2 separate regions of the Homo sapiens genome follow, and region 2 is linked to region 1. Evidence: read pairs that join two places in POLR2A ChIA-PET (ENCODE). Cell type or tissue: IMR-90. All regions are shown on one strand. Each heading gives the region's core, and the rest is flanking DNA. Links, peaks and the distances in the headings are about the cores only. Region 1 overlaps FHIT (fragile histidine triad diadenosine triphosphatase). Region 2 overlaps CFAP20DC-DT (CFAP20DC divergent transcript).

Region 1 (16,427 bases), core at 3,271-11,270:
GTCGGTTCATTCTGAGGCCTCTCCTCTTGGCTTGTGGATGGGCCACCATCTTGCTGTGTGCTCACGTGACCCCTTCTTTGAATATGCATAAAGATAGAAATCTGATGTCTTTTCTTATCATTGCACCTACTCCACCCTGAGGGCCCCACCCTTGCGACCTTATCTAAATCTACTTACCTCCTGAAAGCCTACCTCCTAATACCATCACATGGGGGTTAGGGCTTAAATGAATTGTGGAAGGACACAACATTCAGTCCACAACAACTTGTCTCATCACAGGCCTTCTGTGTTTGTGTGTGTGGGGAGGGCACTGTGGCATTGGGGGGGACAAACATTCACACATATACTGAGCATTCTGTTTGGAAACAAATGTGAGAAATAATTTCAGGTCTTGGTTGGTATTACTTTCTTCCAGAGAGGATTTTCTGGCTTCTGCCAGGAGTTTAATGGACTAGCAATTTGAGATCACCTTAATTCAATTTCCAGTCATGAGTTTCTCACCTGCCCAGATGATTTGAAGTTGGGCTGTAGTTGGTGTAAGGGCTCACTCTTATTCCAAGGGTATAACTCTCCCAGATCTTTGAATTCCCACCCAGAGGTGGAGGTTTAGCAAGGAATCTACCATTGGAAAACTGACTATTGCTTTATCTCCACTTGCCTCTCTGAGGCTCACAAATGCCCTTAATGGAAAAGCAACCTCAAACATGGGGCTCACTTCTATGGATTTCTGTCTTCCTTGGCTCTTGGTCCTATAATCTTTTGCTACCTTCCTACTTCTAACAGATTTTTAGAAAGTTCTGTGTAGTCTTTCTAGTTGAACACAGTGGGAGGATTGAGTCAAATTATTTGGCCTTTAGTAACAAAAGCAGAAGACACACTTTTTTTTTTTTTTTTTTTTTTTTTTTTTAGTGGTCTGAAAACCTCCTGCCCTACAGATTTAATTCTTTAGTTACTGCTTGAACTAATTTCTCATTACCTGAATATCCCTATAATTTATCATCTTCAAAATATACTAGAAATCAGAAAAAAATAATGTATTTATACTATTGACATACTGGTTTCCCATTCCATTATTTTGTGTTTTCCTTATAATAACCCTGGGATATAAGTAAAATGCTTTCTCTATCATTATAATTCAGAGATTAGGAAATTGAGCACAAAAGAGCGACACGTCCAGGTTCAGAGAGTAAGTGTAGTGGCAAACGTTGGTGGGGTTCCACTTTAAATTATTTAAAGATATTTGCACTGAGAGTAGAAACCAAACTGACAAGACAATTCAGATGCCATTCTTAGGAGACTGCAGAGTGTCTTTTTATACTTTCAGTCGGTGGTGTATATGCCTGGTGCTTAGGACAGGGGATTGGAAAACAGGTTTCTTGTTGGGAGAGAGAGAGGCGCTGGGACATAATTTTCACCAAACTGTAATGTTCATTTTATCAGTCTTTTGTTTTTAAAGCACATTTTAAAAAGTTCTGTGTAAAACACAAGACAAACATTTGCTCTGGAGGACACATTACCTGCCACTTGACTTTTTCTTTTGATTCGGTATCATTTACATGAAGCTCTAGTACAGGGGGTAACCCCATGATAGGGTTGTAAAATCCAGTGCAGTGAGGGCTGGGGAGATAAAAGAGGAGGTGGCAGACATTCGTCCCCTGAAGGAGTTGGGTATAAGACAGGAAAAGTTTATTCCCAGGATGGCTTCCTTAGCACTCTCTTCCCCTGTCTTTGTATGGTTCCTGACCTCTCCAAAAATCATGTTCTGCCTCAATTATCTGTGTAGGCGAAAAGAAGGAAAAACAGGTTTCTGGAGGAAGAAGAAGTGGCACACACATACATTTAGTCTGGGGTGTAATTTTACCCCACTTACACCACTGGGACAAGTGGTGACATTTTAATTAACAAGATGTTCCCTACTTAGCTCTATCCTCTCTTTTCCTCATTGTTGGGAGGACTTTAGTTTAATACATAAGACACTCACAGTCTCAATTGCCCACCACTCATGATGAATTTGAGGTGGTAGAGTACACTGAACTGCTTCTTAGATAATCAGAGAAGTATTAAAGCCAGAAGGAGCACAATCTAGAGCTGACTTTGCTAGTGTACCCTGTATTGATGATCCCGGTTAAGTATGTACATAATACTTGATTGATGCCCCAGCGTGTCAAAATAATGGAGCATTTATTATGTAAGAAGTGGCTGAGGGACATTTTAGGCACAGGACCAAATGAATTGCATAAATATTAGCTATTATGAAGCAGTGGGGTCAAAGGTTATAAATGTGAATTTTCATAGCCTTTCTTCATATTAACCTTCCACACTGTCTAGAAGAGTCTTCATTCTCACCCTCCTTTCAGGCAGAGACAGACAAAAAGGCAACACTGAAAGGAGCACACTATGGAGAGTGGAGAGAAGCAAGTACAAAAAGAAAAGAAATGTCTTAGGAGAAGAAAGATTTAGAAAGTTTTTGCTATATAAGAGTATGCAGATTAATATGCAGTTATCCATTGCTGGAGATGAGGATAAAAATGATGAGGGTGACAATGACAAGCTTTATTTTATTGTATTACAATTTGATGGTATTACCATTTTGCAAGATGTAAGTAAGTAAAGCCTGAAACTCTTAAAAAATTATCTTTGGCTATTTAGATTATACTTTTCTGAAAAGGACTCTGTGGTAATGAATCATGTGGTTTCAAGATTCACATGCGTTAAAATTACTTCAGGACACTAGTCATTTTTCAATTACCAGTAGAAGTAAATCTCAAAGGAAGAGTTCTGCAGATTCTTGAGCCATCAATGGCCTGTAGGAAATCTTTTGAACAACTGGGTACATGTTGGAGAAAGTAGGGTCTTGTTAAAACATTTTAAAAATAACTAAACTAAGCCAAAAATCCATTTTGGATCCATGGGGTAGACTGTCTCATAGAATGTTTCTAAAAGGAGGTTTTTAAAGTGTTGTTGGATGGTCCCTCTTTTGAGTTGCTGGAACATAAATCATTTGAGACATTTGATTTGATGGTTTATAAAGTTTCCATGACTCTGTGGTTTATTATTCCCAATTTAGGCACAGGGAGTTGGTTTATATTTATCTAATCCAGGTAATAGAGTATTTAATTTCCTGTCACTAAAACCAGATTCTAGAAATGTAATCATCTAAATAGAATGAGAGGAGAGGCAGCCAGATCCAACAGAAATTGGACTGGAGAAGAAGGGGAAAAAAAAACAACTGAAATCTCCCTTCTGGCTTCTTTTAAAACAATGGGTCCTTTGTCAGGCAAAGAGCTTTTTGAACACACTAAGATATCTTTAGCCTTAAAAGAAGTATCTTCTCTTGTACCTGTAGCCTAAAGAAAATCTATTTTCATAACAATCTGGGAACGGCTGAAAGAGTTTCATAATTGTTCTGAAACTTGGGGATGGCTGAAACATTTACATTGGTACTGAGCTCCTCACATGGGGTTTATCTAGTGGGTTTAAGATTAAATTGGTGATGAAGCTGAATTTAAAATCCACCTTTCCCCCAAGAAAATATGAGAGTACTATGATCAGCTTCCTGGGCCTTTCTCATTAGAGGCTTCTGTGCTGACAGTGGAACATCTCTGAGGTGGTTGAGATTTGGGGTAGATTTCAAAAGGTACAATTTACAGACCAGAACATGTGCTAAATAGGCAAACCTGTCCTTTCTCAATCACCTTGACTATCCACAATTATGATATAAGGGTGATCCAGTGGCAGAAATTATGGTGATTTTTCAAAAACGCCAGTGTTGAAATTTTGCCTTGACAGTACATCTATAACTACTAATAATGCTGTATTGGGCTGACTCAGTTGCTTTGAAATTGCATGGTCCCATTATGAGTAAATGAGAGGCAACCAATTATCTATAAAATAACGACGTGCACAGAGAAGAGCTTGATGAATTACAAGTGAGCTCTGCTGACACAACAGGGTGTGGAAACCTGCCCTGCTCTGACTTTCCATCAGAATTAGGGGTGATGCTTGCATATTTTAACAACATATCCCCCTCAATTCTAATGTGGAATGGGAGAGGGGAGGATGGGGAGATGGCAAAATCTTCCCCCCTAGTCACTAGGACACATGCCATTGCTTTAAAATTAAGTAGAAAAACTGCTTGGGTGTATAGTGGCAGCAAATCCAAGTATCAATACCTGCATAAAGAATTACCATCCTCCAGGAAGAAGGCAACATTAGATAAGAAATGCAGGTCTCCTGTCATCTAATGTGATTTAGAACATAGACTAAAAGAGCCATTGCAAATCCCTTGTCCCGGAACTCAGTCCAGTGTGTAGGGAGCAAATGCATAAATTCACCTATGCAGAGAGCAGACGCTGAATTCCTGGAACGAAAGGATTGCCAGCCTCATCAAGGATCTGTCACATGGTGAGTGAGACAACTGCAGCTTCATTCAGCAACCCTTGGGCTGTTGAGCTCCTTGTGCATGGTGAAGGCAATAACCCTTTCTCACTACTGCTCAAGAAACTGCAATTCAAAGTCATTTTCTGGTAGGCAAAGGATACAGAGAGAAGCTAAAACACCAAAATGCAGGTGCATATAACCCTGGAGGGTTATATGGGAAGATAAAGAGAGTTCTTTTACACAATTAATCTGATGTTGGTGTCTTGATGGCTTCAAGAGGCTGAGGAGTCAGTACATAGTTTCAGAATGTTTACCTTTGTTGTCCTAATGGTACTCTTGCTATGCTGAGGATTAATTCTTTATATGTAAGGAAGATATAGAAATAATACTTACCAAGGAGTTGCTAGGTGTATTAGTTTGTTCTCATGCTGCTAATAACCACACACTCAAGACTGGGTAATTTATAAAGGAATGAGGTTTAATGGACTCGCAATCATGGAGGAAGGCAAAAGAGGAGCAAAGCCACATCTTACATGGCAGCAGGCAAGACAGCGTATTCAGGGGAAATGTCCTTTATAAAACCATCACTATCAATCATGAGAACAGCATGGGAAAGACCCTCCCCCTTGATTCAGTTACCTCCCACTGGGTCCCTCCCATGACATGTGGGGATTATGGGAGCTACAATTCAAGATGAGATGTGGGTGGGGAAACAGCCAAATCGTATAACTAGGTATGTCCACCCCAAACATTAAGTCAAGAACATCTTTTTGGTCTTATAGTCTTTATTCTTATATAGGGCATCTCTGGATATAGGTGTTCACATTCTTCTTTGCAACCTGTTGGTTTTCAAGACAGACTGTCGGCAAGCAAAATGTCAGAGGCAAGCACTGAGATTTGACCCATCAGCCCTAGGGAAGCTGACTCTTTGGTTTTCCCCCATGCACCTTGTCTTCTTGATATGCCTGCAGGGGTTGGGGGGAGGTGGGTGGGTGGAAAGGAGTACTGGTTTAGGGTTGAAGCAAGTCTAAAGCCAGCTTGCTCTGGGTTTAAGATCTGGCCTCCACTGCTGTTTCTCCAAAGTTGGGAGTCAGTCATATTCCTGTTTAAGATAATCTTAAGTGATCTACATTGAATCTCTCAGTAGGTTATTCTCTTTAATCCTTCTGAATATGCCAAATGGAGAGTTTCGGTTTGGTGCTAGAATTAAATGCCCCTCTAATGGTGGCTAGCCTCACTTTTTAACACAGAGACTGAATCTCACTCCTAGTTGCTAAGGCAAGCAACTATGCAGAGCTGGAAATCATCAGCATTGTTTTTCTCTTATGTTTATTTTTATGCTTAACTTCTAATTACAGGTAGTACTTGTTTTTCTTTGAGGCTGAAATATAAAGTTTAAGATATATATACTAAAATTCAAAAAGTGAATCAAGTAAATAATGCTCTAGGTGGTCCACAAAGATAAGAAAAATCATGACAAAATGGGAATGAATGCAATTTGGGGAACACTGTATTCGCCCAAGTGATGTTTATTTAGGCATGTGGTCAGATGGTAAAGAAAAGAAAGTGGGAGGGTAGCCTAGGCAGGATTCAGCATGATCTGAGAATCTTGCAAGTAGAACCAAGTTGGTTGGGGAAATCCAGGCCCATTTTGGTTTCTGCTACCTGGCTGTAGTGTGACCAGGGAGGCAGGTGCTGGGCAGGGTTGTATTAACAAGGCAGGTAAGGAAGAAGTCCAGCAGGCGAGGAGGTGGGAGGTCCTCAAGGCAGAAATAGGCCAGTAGATAAGGTGAAGAGGCTAAGAAGACTATTTGGAGGGTACAAGGGGAGATGGGACAGGGAGAAGGAAGTGGCTAGAGAGGTGAGCTCTTTTAGCAAGGAGGGCAGTACACAGACTAAGAGAATGGCCTTTAGGGTGGGACTGCCTGGATTCAAATCTGAGCTTTGCCACTTACCGTTGGCCTTGAACTAATAATACTTAACATCCTTAAGCCTTAGTTTTCTCATCACTTGCAAGACAGGATAATAACAGGGTCTACATCTTATAAATTCTTAGCAAGTGTGTTGGCTAGTGTTATCAATTCCAGGGCTGAGCCCTATCATGTCTGCCTCTGTGCATGTTGAGAATTGTGCAGTTTTGCAGAGTGAGCACCATGAATGTCTTTAAACTTGCTCTGCCTAAGACTAGCTTGCTGCTGAGGGAATAATCACGAAAGCTGGAGAAGGCCAAGTCTATCTGACCTTCAGATTAACAATTTTTAAAGTCTAGCTATGTCCAAATATTTCATAATTGCCCTATTTACTAACACATTTCAGGGGTTTCATGAACCACTTAATGTATAAAAATTCAATATGTAGACATTTTTTTTGAAAAGGGAAGAAATAAGCAGGTGGACCAATCCAACGATTGAATTTCCTTTAAAAAAGTAACTGTAACTGTAATAGGTTTGTTGCCTAATTCATGGCAAGTCAATACACCGAGACACAGGGTTGCAGCAGAGAAGGAAGTTTAATCATAAGGCTGCCGAATAAGGAGACAGGGGGAAACCTCAAATCTGCCTGTCTGAGCCGTTTAGGTCTAGGTATTTTAAGGGAGTTGGAGTGACCGAGGTGGGGGATCACTGGTTGAAGAATACAGGATGGTGAGATGAAGAAACTGCATTTTCATGCTGATTCAGTTCCTCTTGGGGAGAGGCGGGGGGCGGTCTTCAAACTGGTTGGCAATAGCTCTTTTGCTGGAATTCAGGATCTGAAAAACATCTTAAGCCATTTTTAAACAAACAAAGGCCTTATGATTCTAACATCAGAAATCTTCTCTGTAGGAACAATGAGGAGGCAAATGGTTAGCATCTGGTGCTCTGGGACTTTTGGTTACGAAGAAGTGGGCCAAAGTGCAGCCTGATTAATGCTTAATTACAACTATATTTCTGTCCAGAACCCAGCATCTAATTCTTGTTAACCCTGTGAGGATGGTTTCAATAGAATGTTTCCATTGTCCTTAAAGGGAGGTATAGTTAGTCCCATTATACTCCAGGTAATGATGACAGTCTTGGCAAAATCTTAGGACCCTAAGTTGTTTGCCACCTCACAACCTATATTATCCGTCCTAGTCTTAGTTACCACATCTGACTGCTGGGAAGACTGAGGGTGATTTGTTTGGTCTGTGCACAAAACCTTTAAAGAGAAATACACATGTTAGTTAACTTAAAAATCCACAGGTACTGTGGCAATAGTTTGTGTAACAAGTTAGGGTAAATATCTTTCTGGTAAGATGTACAAGGGAAGTCAATTTACCTGGAAGACAGGAGGTGTCAGGCCTCCAGGCAAGACAGAAGCAAAAACTGACAAAACAAAGCCTACAGGAAATTTGGGTAATAAGTTTGAATCTTCTTAAAGTTCTTAAAGTGTCTAGAAAAAGCATTCTAAGACAAAACTCCTACAATTCAGCAAGCCTTGGGAAAAAGGCTAAAGCTTTCTAGCCTCTACCTGAAAATACCCACTGCATAGAAAACCCAGGAGAAAAAATTCAACCTAGGCAGTCAAGTCTGAGGTATTGTCACCCCATTTAAATTTGAACAGGGCACTCTAAAATGACATACTGGCCTTCATAAGAGGAACAGAAAGAGGTTTGTAGTCATGCCCATAGGCCTATGTTCTTAGGTAAACTAAACTAGCTTGATCCTTAAAAAACGAGAGAGAGATGGTGAACAGTGGAAAAGGTTCAAAATAAAATATGAAAGACAGCCTCTGTTATAGCACTTGCCATATCCCCCCAGGCAACTGAGTGCAGAGCTGACAAACTTATGACATGGGAGAATGAAATAAGCTTTCTAGAATGCAAGGATCTGAGTACAACACCATATTTGAACAACAATAGGGGGCAAGGTAGTCTGGGTCTTTAACTATTTAGAATACTCTAAAAAGAGGGCTGGGGAGAGAAAGGCCAAGTGCACATATATTTAAAGCTATCCAGTAAAGACTTACTTACATTTCAAGGTGAAATCAGAATACAATGAATGTGTTTTCTAGCTAAAAATCATGATCACTAAGTGGTTGATACAATTTTTTCCAATCAATTGCTAACAGCATTTATTCACTAATTTTGTTTTTTATTTGTGTCTGATCTACTTCTGCAACTTATAACATGAACATATTTATTCACAGGTCAGATGAAGAATTGCCTAATTTTAATTTGGAATTATCTAATTCTAAAAACAAAAAAGAAACTATTTATAGGAGAGGATCTGTAACTGGGGTCCATGGGAGTTTATTAACAGGTTTGCCAGAAAAAAATACAAGATACCAGTTAAATTTGAATTTCAGATAAACAAGTAATTTTTTTAGTCTAGATATATGCCAGTATTGCATGGTAACCCTATATTTATAAACAAATTTCAGAGAGATAGATACATTTCTCTCTCTCTCTCTCCTGTTTTTTTGAAACTGAGTCTTGCTCTGTCACCCAGGCTGGAATGCAGTGGCATGATCTCAGCTCACTGCAACCTCTGCCTCCCAGGTTCAAGCAGTTCTCCTGCCTCAGCTTCCCAAGTAGTTGGGATTATAGGCATGAGCCACTGTACCTGGCCTTCTTTAACACTTTTTGTTTACAGGCCAAACATCACCCTCAGTCATTCCAGCAGTCTACTATGTGAACTGAGACTAGGAGGGATAATATAGATTGCCAGATAGATCTAGGCATGAGCTCGTTAGACACTGCATAAAAATTTGGAGTAGAAGCATTTTGACAAGGAAATTGGCTATAGCTATCTTTCTACCAGAGTCTTAAACCTATGATCTCTCAACAGTTAGTCATCATTAAGACAAAGATTAATTCTATCAAGCCTTGACTTTTCCCTGTGGCCTGAGCTTCCTAGGAGCCGAACATAAAGGGAAACATGAAGGGCAATTTACCAAATAGCAACTGAAGAGAAGAGTCCACTCAGTGAAAGCAGAGGAGTTTGCCCGGGGGCGTGTTAGGGAGGCAGAGAAAGCTGGTTTACAGGGCTTTGCAGACAGACTTGAGCCTAAGGGCCATGTCACACCTTTAAGTTAAGTTGGGGTTGACCTTTTAAACAAGAAGTTGTGCATGACAGAAGGTCTGCTTTGTGAACATTGGATTCTGGAGGAGCACCACCGCAGGAAAGACTGGAGAAAGGTGGTGGTGGGCTGGGGGCACTGGCTTGGAAGAAGAGAGTGAAGAGGCAGGAGAGTTGGAAGAGACTGGGAGGCTGGGAATACAGTACTCAAGGGCCAGGGTTTTCTCCCCTCCAGCTCTTTGTCCTTTGCAGCCACCACCCAAGGATGCTGGTGAAGGTGTTTTTGTGCATCCCCATTCTGAGAGTGCAGCCTCTTTCCTGAGGCCCACGGGAGGGTCTGGGTAATGACGAAATGCAGTCTTTACCTGTGTCACTGAAAGTAGACCCGCAGAGCTGCGGCTTCTGCTGCCATTTCCTCCTCTGATCTCCAAGAGGCAGGAAAGTCCTCCTTGTCATGTTTCTGGAGCTTTGGAGAAAAAAAAAGGAAGAGGCTCTTTCATGGGCCCTTGGGATCTCCTTGAACAAATTTCGGGGGGCTGGGGGAGACTGAACAAAATTTGCAAATTAGAGGCCAGTAGGTGTATCTTTTAATTGTTTCAGTTGCTACAACTTGCAAATAGGCTTTATACAAGAATCCACATTTAAAATAATCAGATCATTTGCCATCTTGTAATCATCTACTGAGGCTGAGGGGGGTGATGATATGATATAGGTCTGTGTCCTTGCCCATATCTCATGTCAAATTAGAATCCCCAGTGTCAGAGGTGGGGCCTGGTGGCAAGTGACTGGACCATCAAGGCAGAATTCCCCATTGGTGCTGTTCTCATGATAGTGAGTTATTGGGGGACCTTATTGTTTAAAAGTGTGTAGCACCTCCCTCCACTCTCTCTTCCTCCTGCTCCAGCCACAGAAGACGTGCCTGCTTTCCCTTCCGCCATGATTGAAAGGTTCCTGAGGCCTCCCCAACCATGCTTTCTGTACAGCCTGAGAAACCAGGAGCCAATTAAACTGCTGTTCCTTATAAATTACCCAGCCCCGGGTAGTTCCTTATAGCACTGTAAGAATGGACTAATACAGGTGATCACAGATTGGGATGAAGTGGGGGAATGGGGAGCATTTGCCATTCCCAGAATCTCCCCCACACTCTTCTAATTTTCTTATGTTTAACAGGCATCATTCATTTATTTTACTTCCTGGATTTTGAAGGCATTGAGTTTGCCACCAACCCATAATCCCCTCCTTCAAGGTGGCCTGTGGTTTACCTCCTACTCTCTTTGGTTTAGACTCTCTTGCATGAGCTCTGAGCAGTTTTGTTCAGTGAACCAAATTTATGATAATGACACAAGGGCCATGAGAACTGAGTAAGTAATAAGTATTTCCATTAAAAGAGGGTTCAAGCAGGGAAACAGTAAAAAAGAGATTAAATGAGAAAACAACTTACAAAAAATTAACAATTTGTCTCAAAATTAACACTTGAATCATTTAAATTCCTCCTCAGATTACAGGCATATTTAAAAAATTGTGTGTATGTCTCAGATTTACATATAGAGTGAATACAATTTCAATTCTATCAGAGAGGATGTTCTCAGAACTCTCTTCCTTAGAAATGCTCAATTTTCTCCCTTAACCTCCTATTATGATTCAATTTCATTAACTAAATTTATTGTTCCTGTGTGTGGCTCTATACATTGTAAAATGCCGCAGGTTATCCGTTCATTCTTCATGGGAATGCACAGTGTAGTATTTTGTGTTATGTGTTAAAAGTCATTTGGGATTGAGACAATTTAATAGCACCAATGATAGCTAGCATTTATGATGTGAAAGGCGCACATTATTTCTTTGATATACATTATTTCGTTTAATCCTTACAATAACTCATAAAACTGACGCTACTTAACCCCATGTTACTGTGGAGGAAACTGAGTTCTGAGGAAGTTCATACCCCGGTCCAAAGATCACCCAGCTAGGTAGTGGGGTAGGTGCCAGTATTATCCCCAACAACTTTTGCCTTTTTATTCATCCTGAGGGATCTACAGTGTCCCTAAAGAGCATCCCACAGATACTGTTCCACTCCATTTTGAAAAAGGTCAACTTAACGATTAAAATATCGACTTTTTAAAAGTTGATCCTTTAAAAATAATTTTGCCAACTCAGCAAAAAGTCTATCAACTAATAAATGACTTTTGCTATCTCAGGCCCCAAACTCTAAATCTAACCTAGAGGCCTCTACCCTGGCAGCTTGCAGCAGATGGAGAAATTTCCCCATTTATTGCAGCTCAACATTGATACAGAAGGCAAAACAGTGAGGGAACCATAGCCTCGCACTCCCGCTGAGCTGTATTTCCACTCCTGGTAAGTAAGTTTGAGCCTAAATGAGGCTCATTAGCATATAACCGGGCCACAGATACATTTATGAGGGTCATGGATCTTCCCTTCAGAATTTGGCTGCCAGCACGCTGATTTTACATTTTGCCATGTAGATTTAATTCTCCTTAGTGAAAGAAAACCACATTAAGAAGTCATTTCCTTTCTTGCAGAGGCAAACATGCTGCAGTTGCTACAGGCAAGGCAAACGGGATTGCTATTCTTCTACTCAAGAACTAATTTTCATTTTGATACTACCTTGACGTCTGTTATAAATCCATCTTATCTTATAACAATTCAATAGGATGACAAAGAGATATGCAAAGCCCAGGAAATATGGCCTTCCCACTTCTGCTACTGCCATTGGAAGACACAGAAATAAAGCATTAAGTGGCCTCAACAACACAGATCATACCAGAGGAATCCAAATAATTTAGAGCCTGTGAATGTTAATGCCTTCCTGGTTATTAGGCAACCGTCTGTTATTGTCATATGCCTTACAGATGGCAACATTGTGCCAATCCTTAGAAGAAGTTTTTGGGAAATAATAGGAAATAAATAAAACAAAAACTAATCATCTTTGCAAAAACTCTGTTGTACCTAGCTTTTAAAAGTTATGAGATTTCCCTCCTAAAAGCCCCAGATGGAAGCATGTGGTTCTGTTTAGAACAGCGGCACTCAACCCTGGTTGGTTGCCCACTGTAATCATCTAGGAAGCTTTAAAAAATAAAACCCACCCCAGGGATTCTGATTTAATTGGTCTGGGGCAGCCTGGGTTTGGGGATTTAAAACAAAACTTCTCAGCCAATTCTAAGGTGCACTTACTGTTGAGAATCACTGCTTTTTGGGAGAAGTGTGTAGATAGAGCCCACACACATATAGAAAGAATCCGCTTGCCTTTAAGCACATTGCTTGTGATCCTATCAACAGTACTACTGCTGTCCTTTGCAAACCTTGCCCTAGAACTGCTTTTCTTCTGTTTATGCTCTGTCCATGGGATGTCTGGCCTACAAGGCTTGTCTTAGCAACACTAACATGCGGATGCAGTTCAGCAGCCTTTGAATGTTTTTAATCTCTGCAGAAATAGGGAGCCTGGGAAAGGCCCTGGTGGGCAAGACTTGTGTCCTAGAAGATCCATCCAGGTGACTTGAAGACTAAAAATGCTACAGTTTGGAGTAAAGTTCCATTTCCCTAAAGCAACCCAAGAACCTGGTGGCTGCAACTTCTTGCCTGGCTAACGGAGAGAAAGCCCTAATGATCTTAAATAGTAGTTTATCCAAAAGGCAGTATTTGCCGTGGGTGAACTTTAATGGAGGAGTTTCACTTCTGATAAGCCTTCTAGATTACTTTGGCTGCCCACAGGGGAGGGCGGTGACTACTTGTTAACACACAAGACAGTTGCTCTGTCTCTGTAATGCCAGGGGCCAGACCTAGCACTGGAACACTGAACCAGACAGACTCCTTTATTGTTCTCCTGGGGCACCCAGGTAGGGAGGTTACACACCAAACGGCTGATTCTTAGTGAGATGGGATTACAAAATGGGAAGGCTGCTGGATAGAGCTAGCCTCATTGCAAAGGCTTTTGAGTATCACCTTGGTTTCACAAAGAAACGTTATGAAAAACAGTGATGGAGGGAAAGAGGTTATCTACGGATCATCCAAAAATGGCTCTCCAAGAAGGCGAGAGTTAGTTAGGTCTGAGCTTGAACAATGAGAAGAACAAAAGTTCCTTTAATCTCTTTGTGTCTCAGTTTTCCCCTTTGTAAAATGGGAGTAGGAAAAAGAGTGGTGAGCAGTGCCGTGCCTGACACATAGTTAAGTGGTATTTAATATTCCCTGCTGCTGCTACTACTGTCAGTCATTAGCATTATTTTTAGGCTAAATAACACTGACCTAATGACAGCGAGCACTAAAAATTCCACAGAGGTTGTTTCTAGGAGTAAAAGTATTTTTCATCTCCATGGTTCCCCAGTGATCTGTATCTTTTGGACCTAACTAACTACTTTGTAGAAGGATTAAAAGTTATGATCAGAATTCAGATCCAAAACAACTTATTATAATGAGACACTCAAATCTGGGGAGGAAATGTACCTCCTTCAGCTCTAAAGTGACCCTCACTAATCCCTAATCCTCAGAGCTGTCCTAAGGAGTGAGTAAGGTATTAATCGAGGCTTCTCATGGTAAAAGCTAAGGTCCTATGGTAAAAGAATGTGGTGGAGGTCAAAGGTAGTCAATACCCCAGGAGTATGGTTGCCAGATTTAGCAAACAAAAATACAAGACACTCAGTGACTTGTTTTAGGATAAGGATGTCTCATACAGTATTGAGACGACATCCTGATATGAAACAATGATTTGTTGTTTACCTGAAATACAAAGTTAACTGGGATTCTTGTATTTTATTTGACAACTCAACATAGCAGACCCCTTAAAAAGGTGTCACAGGAAGAACTTGGCTTGCATTTGGTAACTAGGTTGTTCCCAAAGTTGCCTGGCTGTGAATCCTGGAAAAAACAGAGGGGATCATGTGCAGGAAGATAAAATTCAAGGCCATCATTTTGTGCACTCCAGGGCTTATTATTATTGCATGGTCTTATTGCACGGAATGCAGTGTAAATCAACCTGCACTATTTTAATTCCTTAGTTCACCAGTTCTAAGGTGCACATTTTTTCATATTTTAACATCTTTGAAATCAAAACATGTCCTATAACCAAAAGTGTGTCATAGTTTAATTGGCAGTGTTTTTCTTTCTTAGTAGTACATAAAATAACAGCACTTCCAACTGACTGTGTCTGGGATTCAGTGCACTATATTTCTCCATCTCTCCTTTCTGCAGGTAAGTCACGTAAGTTAAATGTGACTCTGCTTGCTCTGAAAATGCTCAACACCAACGCTGATGTATTACATACTGGTTTCCTTCTGATGCAACAACAATAGTCAAAACGGTTTTCACAGAAGCTTTGTTCTTTAGAGGAAAGTGCACGCCAAAGTGACAACGTTTGCAAAAACTTGAACCAAAGTCTTTATTCACATTCAACAGACTGAAGTCTGTGATGGCCTCTCCAAGCAAATTCTATTTCTGCACAGCTTTGAAAAGAGATTTAAAACAAAAAATCTATCTTCAGTCATCCCACTTTATCTGCTAGAAATGGTTTTTGGGGAAGGTAGTGTTAACAGGATTTCTGACTGAAGAACTGATACGTGTCGATTTTGACACTGTGCTCCCTCCTGTGCACTGAGTGTGTTATCACAAGGTATATGGGGTAATGATGAATTCCCTGCTGTATTGCTCAAACCGCCTTTGCTATTGACATCTTTAGAGTTCTGTAATGGAATGCAGTAGGAGGAATGGTTCACAATAATTTAAATGTTTTTCAGAATTTGGAACGAACCTGGAGTAAAATGCCAAATTGTCTTCAAACGGGGGAAAACTACTTTAATGCTCTTCTTACAGAAGCAAACGGCTGAATATAAACTTGGATGTTTTTATAAAAACATATTTCATTATTATCACTTTTATAAAACAACATACAGAAGCAGAGAGCTTAAATAAACCATTTCTTATGGGTTGACGGTTCTGTTTACACAGGGGTTTATATAAAGTCTCAAAAGGAAAATAACTGTATTGTTTTTTTAGATCTGATCCTCTCTTATTACTTTCTATTCAACCAAGTTTTGATGAACACATGATATATTCCAGGCTCTGTTCTAGGTCTTATGAAAGATGATACAAAGATAAATAAGCCCAAGATCTTTGCCTCCTCAGGTTCACCATGCAATAAGGCAGACAGATTCATGCATAGATAATTTAATACTGGCCTAACTACCGAACTAGAAGTTCCATCAAAGTGTTCTTGGAGTATCTGGGGCAGGGGGAGACAAAATAATTCTTGCTGGAATTCAGGTCTGAGATTGACTTTTAAAAATCAAGGACTTGGACTGGGCTTAAAAGATGGTAATGAGATTTTGAAGAAAGGGTAATTCTGGGCAATGGGAACAGCTTCGTTAAACACATGATGCGAGTACCAGTTCCCCAGCAAGGCAACTTGTACCCATGGTCAGCTTCACCAACTAATTACAGCACTGTTCCCTGATGAATCCTGACCTGGCTTCTAGGCAGCTACTAACAAACATGTATCAGAGTTAGCAAGAGAGCTGAAATTTGCCACTTTGAGAAGCCTTAACATTCCATTGTTTAAAGATGGAATAGGCACGCACAACAGGGGTCTAAAAGATGGTCTCCGGCCCTACAAATGCAAAGCTGCAAACAGCTTTGAATCTTACTGAGAGAAACTTATTCCCTTTTCAGTGATCTTTCAGTCCCTCTGACTGTTCAAGAATAAAGTCTCAGCGGACTAGTACGTCCTTGATAAGGCATCAACAACACCTCTAAGAGAAAGAGAAGAGCCATCCAGACTGGCTAGAATATAATAAGATTGTTTTGTTTAGATCATATTTATTTTTAGGGACATCTCTCATTTATGACAAATCATGTCAAGTCTCCTTTTAAAGTAAATTTAAGTTAAACATAAAAGAATCAATTTTAAAAATATATGAAATGAAATGGTGTGAAAATATGGCATTAACAGCTTGAGAAATGGCCCCTGGGGAAGGAAGTACAACTGAGGTGGGAAAGGGTGACTCAAGA
Region 2 (16,427 bases), core at 3,054-11,053, 85 kb before region 1:
GCAAATATTTTGTTATACTAAGTATTAACCTAAACTGATTAGATCCAGCATTAAACTCACCACAGCGCCATGCAATGTCTTCCAAGGTCTGCCTTATTCCCTTGGTTCAGCAGTGGAAGGAGAGAGTAAAGCGACCCAATTACATAGATTTCTAACATGGCTGAAGACCAAATAACCAGACAGCAGGGAGGATATCCCGACCCCAAAATATGGCCTATATTTGGACAGAGCTTCATGTTTACTTGAATACACGCTTCAGAATCCCAAGGGAGCATCTCTTAAAATTTGTATAATCTCTGAGTTAACTATCAAGCAGGAATTCTCCCCTCCTCACTTTGATAAGAGGCAATGGGCTCAGCCCCCTCTGGGAAATTTTTAGGGAAGAATAGGGAGACTCAGAAGCCTAGAAGGGGGAGAAAAAGGACATTGGAACAGTTTTTTCCTTGCCAGTACCCCTCATCCCCACTCTTAACCCCTTTGTACCTAGAGAAGAAATGGTCAGAAATGGGAGGAAAAGAAAAACAAGGAATTTTTTAAAAGTCAACTTTATCCATTTTAAGATGATGTAGTCTTACCACCAAAGTAGAAAGCATCCGCACTTCTGAATATCATCAGATCAGCAGGCATGAGAAACAAAGCTGAGGCTTTGAGGTCCCCAGTGACAGCCCTGGCCAAAGGAAGGGGTGAGGGCCCCTGCTCTAACATGCAGCAGAGAAAAACACCATAACTCACCACGTTTTTAGCCCAGGCAGGGGCTTCGGGGTGCAAAGGAAAAGACAAACTCTTCTCACCAGGGAGCTTCATAGAAACAGGCCAAGGGCAGTTAGATGTTCCAAGGTCCAAAAGGCAAGTTCAAGAATGTTTCTGTTAAGTGCTGAAAAGGAGGCTCGGCCTAGCATGAGACTCTGGGCCAGCTGCTTTGAGGTGTCTATAGCTGGAGGAAGCTTCCTACCAGAAAAGGCCAGAGGCCACTTGCATAGAAAAATATTTATTTCTTATCTGCAGAAACAAAAGAAGAAATTTAAGCACCGGTCTGAGAGTCCAGCTGGTGGTCTACTGGTACCAAAAAAAAAAAAAAAAAAAAAAAAAAAGAAAGGAGAGAGATAGAAGAGGAAGGAGAATGAGTGAGATGGTGATGGAAGAGAGGCATTGGCTTCCAGCACTCTAGCCAATGGGATGCCAGTCTCTTTGCCAAAATGTGATGCCAGGGGCTGCCTACATGATAGGTTCTGAGTGCCAGATGACAGCAGAAGTAGCATGCTCTAATTTTTGTTTGTTTGTTTGTTTGTTACCCCTCTACCTTGCCAGATGCCCATGAAGGGAGCTCTCCCTTAGCCAATAAACAACCAAGACTAATAGAATATCTTTGGCAAAGGTGGTTGGCAGAAGTCACTGCCATCTCAAGCATCAGACTCTAAGCAGGGACCCAGTTTCCTTGTTATACAAGCAAAATGTTGGCAGGCCACATGGTGAAAAAAGACTTGGGAAAAACATATACTTCTTGAGGGAAAAAAAGTCCCTAGTTGAGCCATATTGTTTATGTTCGGAAGAATCTTTCTGTTTGAATTTGGTTTCCAATTGGAAAACATCCGAGATATTGATCTTTCTACCAGAAAAATAGGGATAATGAGAACTGCTCCATGCACACAAGTAACTTGCCAAGGACCAGGGAAAGACACAGTCACTCTGTTCATGTCTGATTGATCTTCCTCTGACATTGGCATCAGGGTCAGAGGGTGGGCAGAGTGTGTAAAGATGTCTGAAGTCATTTATTCTCCAGGCACTGTGTCAGCAGCAAGTCTTTCGTGTCTTTCGAGCCCTGATGAGGGCATGGCTCCCTTAGCCAAGTCAGTACATCCTCTTCCCAGTGAAGAGCAACACTTTCCTGTATGGCACCTAGAATTAGCCGTGAGGCAACATAGGACTGTGATTAGTGGTCCAGGCTCTGAAGACAAACTTCTGCGGTGTCTTGAGTTCCTTGTGTCTTGGCAGTGTAGCCTGGTTGTCAATAGTGGAGGCTCAGAGCTAGAGTATCTGGGTTTGAATCCTTCATTTACTGGCTGTGTGAGCATAGACAAAATTGAAATCCTCACTCTAGATGACATGTTTCTTCTCTGAAAGAAAAAAAAAAGCATAATAGTACCTGCCTTGAAGGGTAGTTGGAAGCCTCAGATGAGCTACTCCAGGGAAAGTGCTGGGACTGGCATTCTGGCTGCCCGTCTTCTTCCCAGCCTTGCCTTGCTGGGAGACTTGACCTGTCCCCCTGCACTCTGGCCACTCCTACTTTCCTTCAGATTTTGCAACAGGCTGGGATTTCTCCTGCTCAAGGACCTTTCCTGGGGCTGTTCCCTTCCCCAACCCTCAACTCCACCTTTGCCTTCAGCTCTTAGCTCCCCTGTCATCTGCAGGGAGGTTTTTCATGCCCCCTAAAACAGGACCAGGAATCCCCTAGTACCATGCATTTCCCTTTATGCCTTTTATTACCATCTTAATATTTTAATTTGTCGATGGGTTAGCACATACTAGATGTTAAAATGTAAACTCGCTTCATACCTTTATATCTTCAGCATTTAGTAAATTATACGTATTAGGGTTTTGTGGACTGAACAAACAAATGAATAACTAAATGGAGAAGTGCACCATGCCTTTGAGCTGACTGTCATTTCATGGGCCTTCTGCTTTCCTGCCTAAGAATGAGAATTATATCATCATAAACCTAAGCTTTAGCCTGCTCTGAATTTTTGCAAAGACAAGTGTTAATAATGATGTTGCTTTAGCATTAGGAACAAGGCACTATTAACAATCTGAGACACAGAGTATGCAGGTGTTTGTGAACCTGCAAGTAACAAAAGGTAGTCTAGGATTTGAAGAGGCAGTGGGGTGGAGTAACTAAGAATGTGGGCTCGTGAGTCAGACTGCCTGGGCTGGAATCAGTTCCAGCCTCACTAGCTGTGTGATCTTGGGTGAAATCTGTGCCTTGACTCTGTCTTTATTTATAAAACCCTTCATAGGGTTATTGTGAAGATAAAACAACATTATGTATACAAAATGCTTTGTGTATAGTAAGTCATCTCCTCCATAAGCACTAGTAATTACTTTTAAAATTCAGATATTATTTTTCAGACATTGTAACCAAATTCTTGGACATAGAGAAAAAATCTTGCTTTTCTGAATTCTAGTCTCCTTTAATATGTCAGGTTCCCAACTCTAAGTGGAAATGTAATCAACAGAGCCATTTAAATTTATATGTGCTCAAGATATCTTGACTGATGTTAATCCAAGCGTTTATGATCACTTAAGGTGTGTTTACATTAGCCACTAGAAAAAATGTAAAGTGCACACAGTACATTTGAAAAGGCAGGCCTTTTTTTTTTTTTTTTAACAGCCACGCAGCAGAGTATGCACATAAAAATTCACCAAGGTGCATGCATGCGGTGCCTCAAGTGCATTGTTGAAATGCATACGCATATTTTCATACAGTGCATTTCCCTCCGGGGGTTGCACAACCATGTCCATATAAATCATAATCTGCCTGGACATTTGGCTAAAGACTGAATGTTTCAAACTATAAAAAAGTATTGTTTTCTTTCTGCCAGTATCAACAGTTCTTCAGTCTATTATCAGCAAAATTATCCTCCATTGCCCCTTCACCACCGTCTCTGTTTTCTACAGGGAACATCCTCATTTACCCATTTTTCTAATGATCAGTATGCAGTCCAAAGAGCAGGCTCTTTGCCAGCCTCTGCCCTCCCAGGAACCCCGCCAGCACTGTGCTTGTTTGTAAGTGGAGACTGTAGGGTAGCTGGTGCTGTTCTTGCCGACTAATTGCACCCCAGAATCACCTGTGCCAAAAGAGTGCCTGGACGGCACCTGGGAAGACTAATGTTCATTAGAGTTGTGAACATTCCATATTGGCCTGCCATTGGTGGTGCATGATAAGCAAAGTTTTGGATTAATTGCTTCATATGCCACATTTATGTATGGATTTGATGCTGTGGCTTGGGAAGGCCCTTTGATGGAGAAATTACTCAGTGTTTGCAAATCATTTACTCAAAAAATATGTACCATGTGTCAACTATGTCCAGGGACTTTTCTAGGCTCTGATTATACAGTAATGACCAAGTCTGATTTCTGCTCTCAAGGTGCTTACACTCTGAAGGGGGCTGGGAATAATAAATAACTGAAATAAATAAGCCAACAGATAATTTCAAGTTGCATGCTAAGCATTCAAACAAACTGGACCATGCATGGAGAATGACTAAGGCTAGGAGTAACTACATTGGGTGATGAGCCCCATTTGGCAGGAAGAAGCCAGTAATAGAAGAATCTGGAGGAAGAGGGTTCCAAGCAGAAGAGCAAGTTCAAACGCCCTGAAGACAAAAGTCAACTTGGCCCTGTGAGAGAAACCAGGAAGCTACCATAGTGGCTAATGTGTGATGAGCAGGAGGGAGGTCGCTCTGGCTCAGATCATGCAGACCCTCACTGGCCTCATTCAAGACTGGCTTTGACCATAAGTGTAGAGGTCTGAGTCACCGGGTTTTGAAACTTTTAACAGACCACTCTGGCTGCTGTAGTATCCTGACAATGGAAACTCACACTTAGACCCATTTCTTCATCATGGATCCTCTTCTAAAAGAATGACATAAAAATGTGCTTCTTTTCCCCTTATTTTGGAGTACTTGGTGCCCTAATATTACTCAGTCACTATAAAGACCCTGTGCTTATGCTTTCAAAGCTGCTGGGCTTTCCTGGCTTGGCTTTAGAAATATATTTGACTTCCTTTATCATTTGAAAGGCCCCCTGAAGGTGGTAAGCCCTCTAATTCCAATGGGAATTTGAGGAGTTTTGAGCAAAGTATCAAGTATAGAAAACTGCTACAAGCAAAGAAAAGAAGATCTACCTAAAATAGATGGTGCCTGCAAAGTCATTTCTTAGCTAGTTCATCCTAGTGGTTCTTAGTAGAAAAGAATCAAACAATTATGGAATTGTAATAGGATGGACCCTGATTTTTCTCTTTGGGGCCTGGGGAGAATTGGCCAAGAAGATTAAGCTTCTAAAAACTTTTAAGAACAGTTTCTTATTAGTGTTTTCAGAGATGACCTCCAGACAATGGATTCAGATGTGTAGTCACCAGCAGGCTGTAAAAGTGACTACAGTTGCCGTGCCTGCCCACTCCACCACTGTGCCAGGCACTTAGCAGGTGCTCTATAAACATCAACAAAGACTGGATAAATTTCTACTGAACACCTACTACATTAAGCACTTTGACAGGAAATGGTGGCAAAGTCTTTTGCCTTTGAGTATTTGGGAAGGCAGAATACACCCAACTTCTGCTCAAGGGGTCAGCAGTCCCTGGGAAGTCAATAAAGAGTCTTAGAGAATATAGTTAAAGAAAATAGTAGGAGAGGAGTCCATAGTCAGAACCTAAGGCTAAAATTCAGGCTTATGGCCATGGAGAAATGTTGAGTGATCACAGGGTCTAGGGTGTAACTTCCCAGGAGGTGATAGAGAGCAAATAGAAGAGGGGCTTATTGGAGATGAGGATGTCAGAACCTGAGAGGCAGGGATGCAGATAGATTGCCACATAAAAAGCATTGTCTCGGTTGAAGAGGCAGTCCATGAGTCAGATGCCCACATCTCTGATGGATGGGAAGGAATGACCAGAAGACTAGTACATGGCAGTGACAAGGTCAGCATGGAGTGGGAGGGTGTCATGGTTCTGTGGCACAAGTCTAAAAAGATCACAGCTTTCTAAAGCTTCTTTTGGATTGATCTGTTTGCTAGTCTTTCCACTAGACTATAATCTCCTTGAGAGCAAGGACATTTGTCATACCCACTGTCATATCCTCCATGCCTGAAATGTGGTAGGCATTCAATACATATTGCTGTAATTTAAAAAGGACCCCTTTCTTGGTATTTGTGCATGGAATAACCCTTCTTCATGATTCACATCCTCTTGGTCAACCCTAGCAGTGATGTTTCCCCATTCCTGTGTTTTCTTGTGTGTGTTTATCCCTGTAAGTTCCACTTTCCTCAGCCTTTGCAATTGTTTATTTATTTATTTTTTATCTGGGCTCCAAAGCAGGGGCACCTGGGAGCAGGGATACTATCACAGTTGTCTCTGTAGTCCTTGTGCTGAGCCGACTTACAGGTATTATAGTAGACACCAAGTATCTTTGGTAAAACATAAAATGAAAGATTTATTTTAATGATATCCTGCATGGTTCTCATCTTCTGAATTTGAAAAAAAATAAACTGACTTAAGAGTTTTGCTCCAGGAGAAAGTATGGTGCACCCGTACTAGAAAAGTGCAATTAACATAATGGGTAAAAAGACATTTGATAAGTCACAACGCACTCTACAAGTGCACAACGTTCTGACTTATTGGTGTTGTCCTTATTTAGAGTGTGACCTGACCAAAGGGCATGCATTGCTTGGCTGTTAAGAGACAGGGATCGTGAGGCTGAAGCAGGAGAATGGCGTGAACCCGGGAGGCGGAGCTTGCAGTGAGCCGAGATTGCGCCACAGCACTCCAGCCTGGGCGACAGAGCGAGACTCCGTCTCAAAAAAAAAAAAAAAAAAAAAAAAAAGACAGGGAGATCTGAGGGAGCGTATAGGAGCAATAAATGCAACGAAAAGATGGTGGTGGTAGTCTTGAGCGGGCTTTGATGAGGACAAGTAGGGAAAGGGGGCAGGAATGTGAGTGAGGACTGAGCTATCCCCGCTGTTCATTGAGAGTGAATTGAAGGATGTCCTCCAATAGCAGTTGAAAGCCAGGGCTCATCTTGAGTAAATAAGGTTTTTCAAGGGGCTACCAAGAGGTGAAAGAGCCACTGAGATAAAATCTGACTGGTGTCAGTCTCAGTAAGTTCAACTGCTTGCCACAGAGAGGACATACTCATTCTTCCTCTGCTAGAGTAAACTCTGCTATGTAAACATCCAACTAAGTATATCAGGCAGCCAGAAGTAAGGCCAAGAAATTGTGAAATACCCAGGGTGGAAGGGCCTCTTCACCCTGGAAGCAGTGTGATTTCACACTAAAATGACTCCCACACAATTCCCATCCCCATTTTGGGACTGGCAGGTCCAGTTAAGACAGAGCCCAACTGGCTTTTACTGGCTACCTCCAAAATTGTGTACAAAAGCTCAGCAGAGATCATCACAAGCCCATTCTTACTCTTGAAAATATGCCACCTTCCTTCATTTAGTTAAAAAACATGCCCTAAACACCTGGTACTAACCAAACATTGGAACTATAGAGACACTTCCTTGCCCTCAAGGAGGAGATGGGGAGCTAGAGACACCAATAAATCTAACACAGTGTTATGGGGCAGCATCATGCTGTGATCACACCAAATGCTGCTAGTGGGTAAATAGTGTGGGGTATTAGAATGACCACTGCACTCTAGCCTGAGTGACAGGGTAAGACTTTGAAAAAAAAAAAGTTGCGAGTGATCATCCACACCAAATGCTGGTGGTTTTGCATTTTGACTCTGGACAGAGTTAGGCCTGGGTTTCACAGCTCACTTCCACACTTTAGCTGGATGATCTCAGGTAATTCAAACACCCGCTTAAAGCCTCAGGTGTGTCCTCTATAAAGTGATGCTAATAACTGCCCTTGTAAGGATTCGGTAAAATAATGAATATGAAAGAATTAGCCCAGTGTCTAGTAATAGTAAATGTTCACTAAATCTATCTGCTTCTCTTCCTCCCCATTTTATTACGCCTATTACTGTTCCCATCCCTCCTATAATCGCTTGGATCACTCCTGTTATCAGTGCTACTACATAGAGGCAGAAACCAAGTAGAGGAGAGAGATTGGAGGATAGGAAGAGAATTCCTAAAAGGCTTTGGGATGAGGAACTAGTAATTTCGGGTCTCAAAGCATGAATGGAGTTTCACTAGGAAGAAAGGAATGTGGAGATCACTCTGGGCAGAATAATCAGTAGAAGCAAAGGCACCACAGTTGGGAATGGCAAAGAATGTCTGGGGACAGTGAGGAGTCTAATGTGGCTGGAGTGAAAGCACATGCCTCTGTTGATGGGGGCTCCTGGAAGCAAACTTGCTCATGAAACCATGACAATTGAGACTTCTGGAAGCCAAGGGAGGACAATGTATCAAGAAGGTGCAGCCGGGCACGATGGCTCATGCCTATAATCCCAGCACTTTGGGAGGCTGGGGCAGGCAGATTGCTTAAACCCGGGAGTTAGAGACCAGCCTGGGCAACATGGCAAAGCCCATCTCTACAAAATATACAAAAATTAGCCTGGTGTAATGGCATGCACCTGTAGTCCCAGCTACTTGGGAGGCTGAAATGGGAGGATCACCAGAGCCCAGGAGGTCAAGGCTGCAGTGAGCTGTGATCATGCTACTGGACTTCAGCCTGAGTGATAGAGCAAGAGACCTCATCTCAAAAAAAAAAAAAATAAAAAAATAAGGTGCAAGTTGTCATCCACCCTAAATGCTGCTGCTGGGTAAATGGTGTGGGGTGTCAGAATGACCACAGAATTTAACAATGTGGGAAGGATCAACAATAACTTTGGCTTAGGTAATTTTGATGGATGTCACTTTTTAATTTAATATAGTCTGAAATAAATATGTAAATTTGTTACCTTGACAGTCATCGTCTCTTTTTCTTTTCACCCCAGGTACACTGACATTTGAAAAATATTTATTTGATTCCATATTCATGCTTGCATTTTGGAATGCCACAGACTGGGCAAGGGCGTGACTTAGGCATGAATGAACTGGTAGCTAGTAAACATCCCCTTTCCCTTCTGACAATTCAGAAAATCTTCCAAAACTCTAATTCATTTATTTCATTTGCTAACTCATTCATTGATTCATCTGTCTTCTCACCTACCCATCCAACCATCCACTTGTTTTTTCATTCATCCTATCATCCAAAATGTATTTATCAGATATCTTCCCTACACAATATAACCTCCTCAAACTCCTGCCCTGGCACACTCCACACAGGCAAACTTTATTTGAAAAAAATCAGGATCCCTAAGGTTTGATACTTTATAAAATAAATATATCCTCAAAAAGTAACCTGTGAATTGATTTTCCATAAATCGAATCACATTTCAAATGCTCCAGGAAAGCTCGCTACAGGAATCCTGTGACAGATCTTCTGACAAAGTAGAAAGTACTCACATAATGTAAAACATCATTAGTCTTAAATTTACTTATTGATAAATCTAAATATTGGGTCCTCTTCTCTCTGCTTACCCTAGGTATGCCAGATGGCTAGCTATGTTATTAAAATCACCTTAGGAAAAACAATTTCTACAAGAAAAACATCATTCAGATGGGGCTTTGACATTTATGTCATGCATTTTTGAATGGGCCGGCAACACTGGTGTTAGCTTCTTAGAGCAAGCCAATGAAGGAAACGAATATGGCTTTCATAGTTTTATAAACCTGGAAGCCAAAGGCCAAGAGATGCAATTTAGTTCCAGTGGTGCCACCGACAGCATGAATGGACTCTTAATCACAACCTCTGGGTCCTGGCAGCAGCCAGAACCATGGTGGATGCTGCTAGACTGAACATTTGGGTATATGAAACTTAACTCCCTCTGTTTGTAAGGACGGCAGTGTGTGCTGCTAATTGTAACTCAGGAGTTCAAAGTTTAATACTGAAGAAAGAGACTAGCCAAAAGAAGGATCAATTAAAGGATTTTTGAGAAATTAAAGAAATTTCTAAAATATTTATTCTGGGCTCAGATGTCAGACCATCACATAAATAAAATATTAATATAGTCTAAAGATAAATGTTGTATTTTGTGTATTTTAGACTTCTCATTGCTGATATGTAGTGGAATGTAATCAGAATTTCCATATGAGAATATTTAGAGGCAAAAACTCTTTGCTGTGCTTCCATGGATACCCACAGAAAAATCATGAGAAAGACAAAGTTACATCCCTAGGAGTCTTTGGAGAATTTATTGTTTGGTTAATAATCACAAAATGGTGTTATCACTTGGACAATAATAGCACATGGCTTATGTATTTTTAAATGTTAGGTATCAAAATATTATACTCCAGGTTTTCTGCCCATTAGGGATAGAAAGCAATCCAGCCTGGGGAAGGACTTGGCATCTTTAATAAATAATTAGGATGCTTCACAGTTAAGTGGCCCTTCATGGTTTATAAAGACTTAGAAGCATATTATTGTATTTAACCCTTATAGCAACCTGTGGTTGGTTAGTTATTACCATTGTCATTTCATAAATAAGTCTAAAGCACGTGGAACTAGATAATCCCCTCAAGGTCACAGAATAATAAGCAGAGAGCTGCCAGGTGAAATGTCCTCTTTCCCAGTATCTAAATGGAGCTAATTTCTGGGAGGCTGGGGAGGGGAGAATGTCACAATGCATTCTTCTTTCTTTCTTTCTTTCTTTTTTTTTTTTTTTTTGTAAGTTATTGAATCTTGTTTGGTCACCCAGGCTGGAGTGCCGTTGTGCAATCATAGCTTACTGCAGCTTTGAACTCCTAGGCTCAAGCAACCCTCCCACCTCAGCATCCAGAATAGCTGGGACTGCAGGGGCCTACCATCAAATCTAGTTAATTTTTAAATTTTTTGTAGAGATGGAGTCTCACTATGTTGCCCAGGCTGGTTCCGCACTCCTGGCCTCAAGCGATCCTCCCACCTCAGCCTCCCAAAGTGTCCGAATTACAGGCATGAGCCACCATGCCTGACTCATTCTGTCTTTTAAAGGCAGTCACATGGGCTGCAGTCCTGGAACTCCAGCCCAACCTGGAATAGCACTTCTTCTGGGAACTACTGAGATCTGTTTGTGTTTTAGAGGGTGAGCGCTACTTCATTTAGACACAGAACCTTTCCACCAAATTTAAAAGTCAATTGGAAAGAGCAAAACTACAGGACTGACAAATCTGGAAATCTGCTTTTGCTTCTCTGAGTATTGAACCTGGTGATTGAAGCCTTGTCTGCATCCTCTCTTGGCCATTACCTCAACTGTTAGTTGCTTTACTTCATTTGTGCTCATTTACTACTGAAGATTGGAGTGAGCAGTAGATGTGTTTTAAATGAGAATAGAGTGAGGCTGGGTTTTCATTTTTATTTGAAGTCCAAGCCAAGTTGAGAATAGTGAAATTACAATTGACACAGACCTCTTGCCAACTGAAGCAAGCACATTTTTCCCAAATGCAAAAAGGCACTAGCTATCTAGAAGGAGCAAGACAGTACTTCAACGGCAGGCTCACCATGATTAGCCACACTGGCCTCCTTCCTGTATCTTGAATGCACTAAGTTCTTTCCCACTCAGGGCCTTTGCTCTAGTTGTTCTATCTTTCTGGAGCGCTCCACCCCTGGAACTTAAACTGGCTCCTTGTCAGGCAAATCTGGACTGAAATGTCACTTTTTCTAAGAAAACTTCACTGTCCAAGTAATCGAAAGCAGCAGCCAGTCATATTTATAAGTCATATCATGCTTCTCTATGTTGTCTTCTCTTTACTCGGATCAGGTCTATAAAAGCAAAGACCTGGTCTGTCTTGTTCTTCACTGTATCCCCAGAACCTAGCTTAGTGCCTTCACATAGTGGGTACTTAATAAATATGTGTTGAATGAAGGGAGGACCTTGAAAGCTTGGGCCAAACCCATCCTTTTTGATTGTCTGATACATTAATGAGCTGTTATTATGTAACAAACTGCCCCAAAACTCAGTGGCTTGAAACAACAATCATTTCTCATTGTTCATGCAGTCTGCAGGTTGGCTGAAAGTTGACTCCTCTAGGTTGGGCTCAGCTGGGGTGGCTCTGCTAATCTTGGCTGGGCTAGCTCACACATCTGCAGGGCAGCTGGGGGTTGGCTGATTTAGCCTGGGCTCAGATGATATGGCTCCAGGTTCCCTTCATGAGTCTGTCATCTTCCTTGGACCAGAAGGGTACTCAGGGGCACGTTTTTCTCAAAGTGATGGTAGGGGCACAAGAGAACAAATAGACCATATGAGGACCCTCACGGCCTAAGCTTAGAACTGGCCCAATGGTACCTGTGCATGCATGCCGTTGGCTAAAGCAAGTCATATGGCCAATCCCAAGTCAAGGGACACGGAAGTAGACTCTGCCCATGATAAGGCTATGTGAAAGGTACAGCTGAAGAGAGAGTTGACGAATTAGGTCCAATATGGCAACCTGCCACACCTGAGGATACAAAACAGCACAAATGCATAATTCACAAAAGGCCCAGAAAGTGAGTGTTCTTGGTAGAAAAACCAGTCTCCTCATTTTCACTGAGATTTACTGGTGTCAAACTCATTGTATGACATCTTTCTATAGATCTCTTTCCTTTTTCTCTCTCCCTCTTTTACTATATATGCTTTTTCTTCTTTCTTAACATTTTGATATCTTCCCTTAAATGAGAGGGTTTTTTTATGTTTAATGATATTTATTATATAGTTTTAAATTCCTTATTACAAAATTTAACAGATGAGTGCAATAGTTACACTAAATTTAGCCTCTTTTTATTTAATGTAGCCTTGCAGGATTTTTCTACAGGTTATTTATGCTTTATATAAAACTATCTCTTCATCTGGCACAAATACATGTACCTTAAATAAAATCCCTTTCTTCTTCCATACATTGAGGAGAACACAAATTGTAAGCCCTCTCTTGCGGGCATTTTGGCAATATGTGGCAAAATTGAAAGCACATGCACCATTTAACTCAAGTACTCCTATTCCAGAAAGGTATCCAACATGCGTGTTCATGTGTTCAAAGGTGTTCATTGCAGCACTGTTTATATTGAAAAAAAACGTCTGTAAAGAGTTTAAATATCCTTTAATATGGTGCTGGTTAAATAAAGTATGGTACATATATGCAGTGAGAGATCATGTAGTTATTTAAAAGAATGAGACAGCTCTGCAGCTCAGATCAATCAGCTGGAGTCCAGGAGAGAGATCATGTAGCATAAGCTTAGCTTCCAGGGACCCAAGCCAGGGGTGGTATGTGTGTGTGTGTGTGTGTGTGTGTGTGTGTGTGTGTGTGTGTGTGTGTGTGTGTGTGTGTTTATAATTTTAGTCTACTTCATCCTTTAGCTAGATAGGAATAGAAATTGGGCAACTCACTTGTCAAAACTTGCCAATCTTTAGAAGGTCAGATTAATATCAATAGGCCTTCATGAATGCATGCTTGAATTCCATTTAATTACATACACTCTTTAGTATGGACTTGGTGAAGTAAGAGGTCATTGGAACAATCTATCCCTGCCTCTATCCAAGTCACATGACAATAAAAAAGAGTGACTTCTTCCTGTCTTTAAAAAAGTTATTCAAACACAATTTTAAAAGAATGTTTTGTGACTTTATTACTGTTTTTGATTTGGGAGACTATGCGTTACATGGCAATTCCTGAGTACCTTCTAGATATCACACAGACATCTGTGGTCTGAACTTGATGTTTTAGAATACTTTTACCTAGAATAGGTTTTTAGACATTTGAAGAGCTCTATTACTTTGCAGGTTTGGGGACAGTGGAGAAGACTGACATTTTTAATTCATTATATGCATGATGGCCTAATTCCTCTTCTTGATTGTGAACTCTTTGGGGTCAAGAGTCAATCCATCGAGTACTACATCCAGAATATATTAAACACTCAACTGATCAAATGTTAAATTAAGTGATCCCTTTAAAACTCCACCTTTTATCCACAGTTGCAAGTTATGGCTATGTTCTGAAAATAGATAGGTTTCCCCTTAAGAAAATTGGCTTGAGAAAAATCCAAGGTTATAAAACTAATTATTTTCAATGCTGTCCAAATATGTTGCAAACTACACATAAAATTTTAAATATTCTAGTAGCTACCTAAACAGGATAAAAAGAAACTGAAAATTAACTTTAGTAATATATTTTAATCTAGTTTATCCAAAATATCATTATTCAACGTGTAATCATCATAAAAAATATTAATGACATATTTTGAAAACTTTTTGGTGCATATTTTATTCTAAAACATCTCAGTTGGGATAAGCTGTACTCAAGCACTCTATGGGCACCTGTGGCTAGTGGGTACCATATTGGACAGTGTATATGTAATAGCTGATTGATTGCATTTAAAACATTACTCATAAGAAGATCCTTCTAAATCAAGTATTCACATTACTCATAAGAAGATCCTTCTAAATCAAGTATTCTATCAGAGCATTCAAAATCTGGCTGGGTATGGTGGCTCACGCCTGTAATCCCAGCACTTTGGCAGGCCGAGGCAGGTGGATCACCTGAGGTCAGGAGTTCGAGACCAGCCTGACCAACATGGTGAAACCCTGTCTTTACTGAAGATACAAAAATTACCTGGGCATGGTGGCAAGTGCCTGTAATCCCAGCTACTTGGGATGCTGAGGCAGGAGAATCGCTTGAACCTGGGAGGTGGAGGTTGCCATGAACCGAGATGGCACCATTGCACTACAGCCTGGGCAACAGAGCAAGACTCTATCTCAAAAAATAATAAACAAATTAATTAATTAAAATAAAATAAAATCCAATTCATGACCAGACACAGTGGATCACACCTGTAATCCCAGAGCTTTGGGAGACTAAGGCAGGAGGATTCTTTGAGCAAGGAGTATGAGGCTGCAGTGAGCTAGGACTGTGCCACTGCCTTCTGCCTGGGCAACAGAGCAAGACCTTGTTTCAAGGCAAACAAATACATAAAGAAATAAAATACAATTCAAGTTAAAAAGATGAAATTTCCATGCTCTTTAGGAATCTGTTTTCACAGAGAGAGGTAAACTTAAAGTAGAGTTATTGTGAGACAGACATAAAAGCTCATATGCAGCATGCATTATTGCTAAGTCAACTCACAAAGAAAAATAGCTTAAGTAAAGTTTAGTAACTACAAAGCATGTGCATTGAACACCTTGATTATGGAAAAATAGTGCATTTAAGAAAAAAGTGGGGGCAGGCACAGTGGCTTAGGCCTGTAATCCCAGCACTTTGGGAAGCTGAAGAAGGAGGATCACTTGAGTTTAGGAGTTAGAGACCAGCTTAGGCAACGTGGCAAGACCCTATCTCTACTAAAAATTAAAAAAAAAAAAATTAGCTGGGTGTGGTGGCATGTGTCTATAGTCTCAGCTACTCAAGAGGCTGGGACAGGAGGATCACTTGAACTCAGGAGATGGAGGCTTCAATAAGTGGGGATCGTGCCACTGCACTCCAGCCTGGGTGACAGAATGAGACACTGTCTAAAAAAAAAAAAAAAAAAAAAAAAAAAAAAATTTGGAGACGTGAAGGGAGTCCTTAAAATCTTTGCAGCATATGGACTTGAGAAGAGTCTAGAACCGTGTCCCCTGGTCCTGTAATGGGTAGCTTCTCTGCCACATTTCACTCACTTCAAGACAAAAATGAGAAACTTCAAGGGCTGTTGAACACGGGCAGGATTTTCACAGCTGTTCAGAGTGAGTTAGCACAGGCGTTGTGGGAATCATGATGCATTGGGAAAAGTCTTTGCTCCTAACAGCCTCAGATTCCACCTGCTCAGTGGATGGTAGTGGGCAGCACTGGTGCAGGTGAAAGGCAGTTGGTGAGACCATTAGCAGCCTCTGGGGTCTCATCCTGCAATGGACTTTCCCTTGCCATGGAGTACCATGGGAAGAACTTGGACTTGGTGCCAAAGAGCCAGCTCCTAGTTCCTACCCTGACAGTTCTTTTGCTGTGAGATCATAAGCAAGCCATTGAAACTCTCCATGCATTATCTCTAAAAGGAGAGAAATGGGTTACATCATCCCCAAGGCCTTTGCTGTTTCTCAGATTCTGTGATGCCAAGTGAATTGTGTTAGCGTGTGCAGACATCTGAAAGTGTGCCAGGGGCATCCAGGTATTAGCTTGCGATAGAGTGAAAAAGCAATTAAATAAAAGGCAAAAAATCCACAAACGCATCTCAGTTTAGGGGATGATGTAGGTTCAGGAGGGCTCAGAGAAATTGAAATTCTTTCTTTTTCTGTTATTTTAAAAATGTATATTAGTAATACATGAATACATTCTGATTCTGGCCATGCATAAACATATAAAGCAAACCATGAAAGTTTTCCTTCAACTTTTCCTGCTCCAATTCTGTTCCCCAGAGGTAATCTCTGTCATTATTTTGGGGTACATATTTCCAAGCCCCCTTTTCTGTGCATGTATACCACATATTTAGATATTACATAGGTATCTTATTTTTAACATAAATGGCATCATATTATATATGCTATTCTGTAACCTGCTTTTTTTTCACCAATAATGTATCTTGGAGATCTTTATTTCAGTGTGTATAGGTCCACTTCATTCTTTTGAACAGACTTCATAGAATGAATGTACCACGATTCGTTCAAGCGTTCTTCTAAATGATAAGTATTTAAGCTGGTTCCAGTTTTTCACTATTATAATGTTGCTATGAATGCCCGTAGGATCCCATTTATATCCACCTGTGC

Evidence for each region. ChIA-PET counts read pairs that join two places held together with the same protein. Peaks named below come from ENCODE experiments on the same cell type or tissue, not always from the same donor. Only the 100,000 strongest peaks of a DNase experiment are listed, where the experiment ranks them.
Region 2: POLR2A ChIA-PET joins it to region 1 with 13 read pairs; 3 of 35 experiments call an interaction of 5 or more read pairs at or near these places.

Annotation. Positions count from the first base shown.
Region 1 is chr3:59,742,440-59,758,866 of GRCh38, forward strand. It overlaps FHIT (fragile histidine triad diadenosine triphosphatase), which reads right to left. Exons shown (of 10, transcript NM_002012.4): 9 at 9,782-9,882; 10 at 4,838-7,140. The coding sequence ends at 9,787. All of the region lies in intron 6 of CFAP20DC-DT (CFAP20DC divergent transcript), which reads left to right. Among named protein-coding and RNA genes, the nearest start is that of CFAP20DC-DT, 660 kb to the left of the region's middle. In IMR-90, for the core only: no CTCF peak of the experiment used is centred there; a DNase peak (open chromatin) is centred at 7,132; H3K27ac peaks cover 1,795 bases.
Region 2 is chr3:59,657,671-59,674,097 of GRCh38, forward strand. All of the region lies in intron 6 of CFAP20DC-DT (CFAP20DC divergent transcript), which reads left to right. LOC339902 (hCG1813818) reads right to left here and starts at 827. Exons shown (of 4, transcript NR_149028.1): 1 at 733-827. In IMR-90, for the core only: no CTCF peak of the experiment used is centred there; a DNase peak (open chromatin) is centred at 6,941; H3K27ac peaks cover 2,624 bases.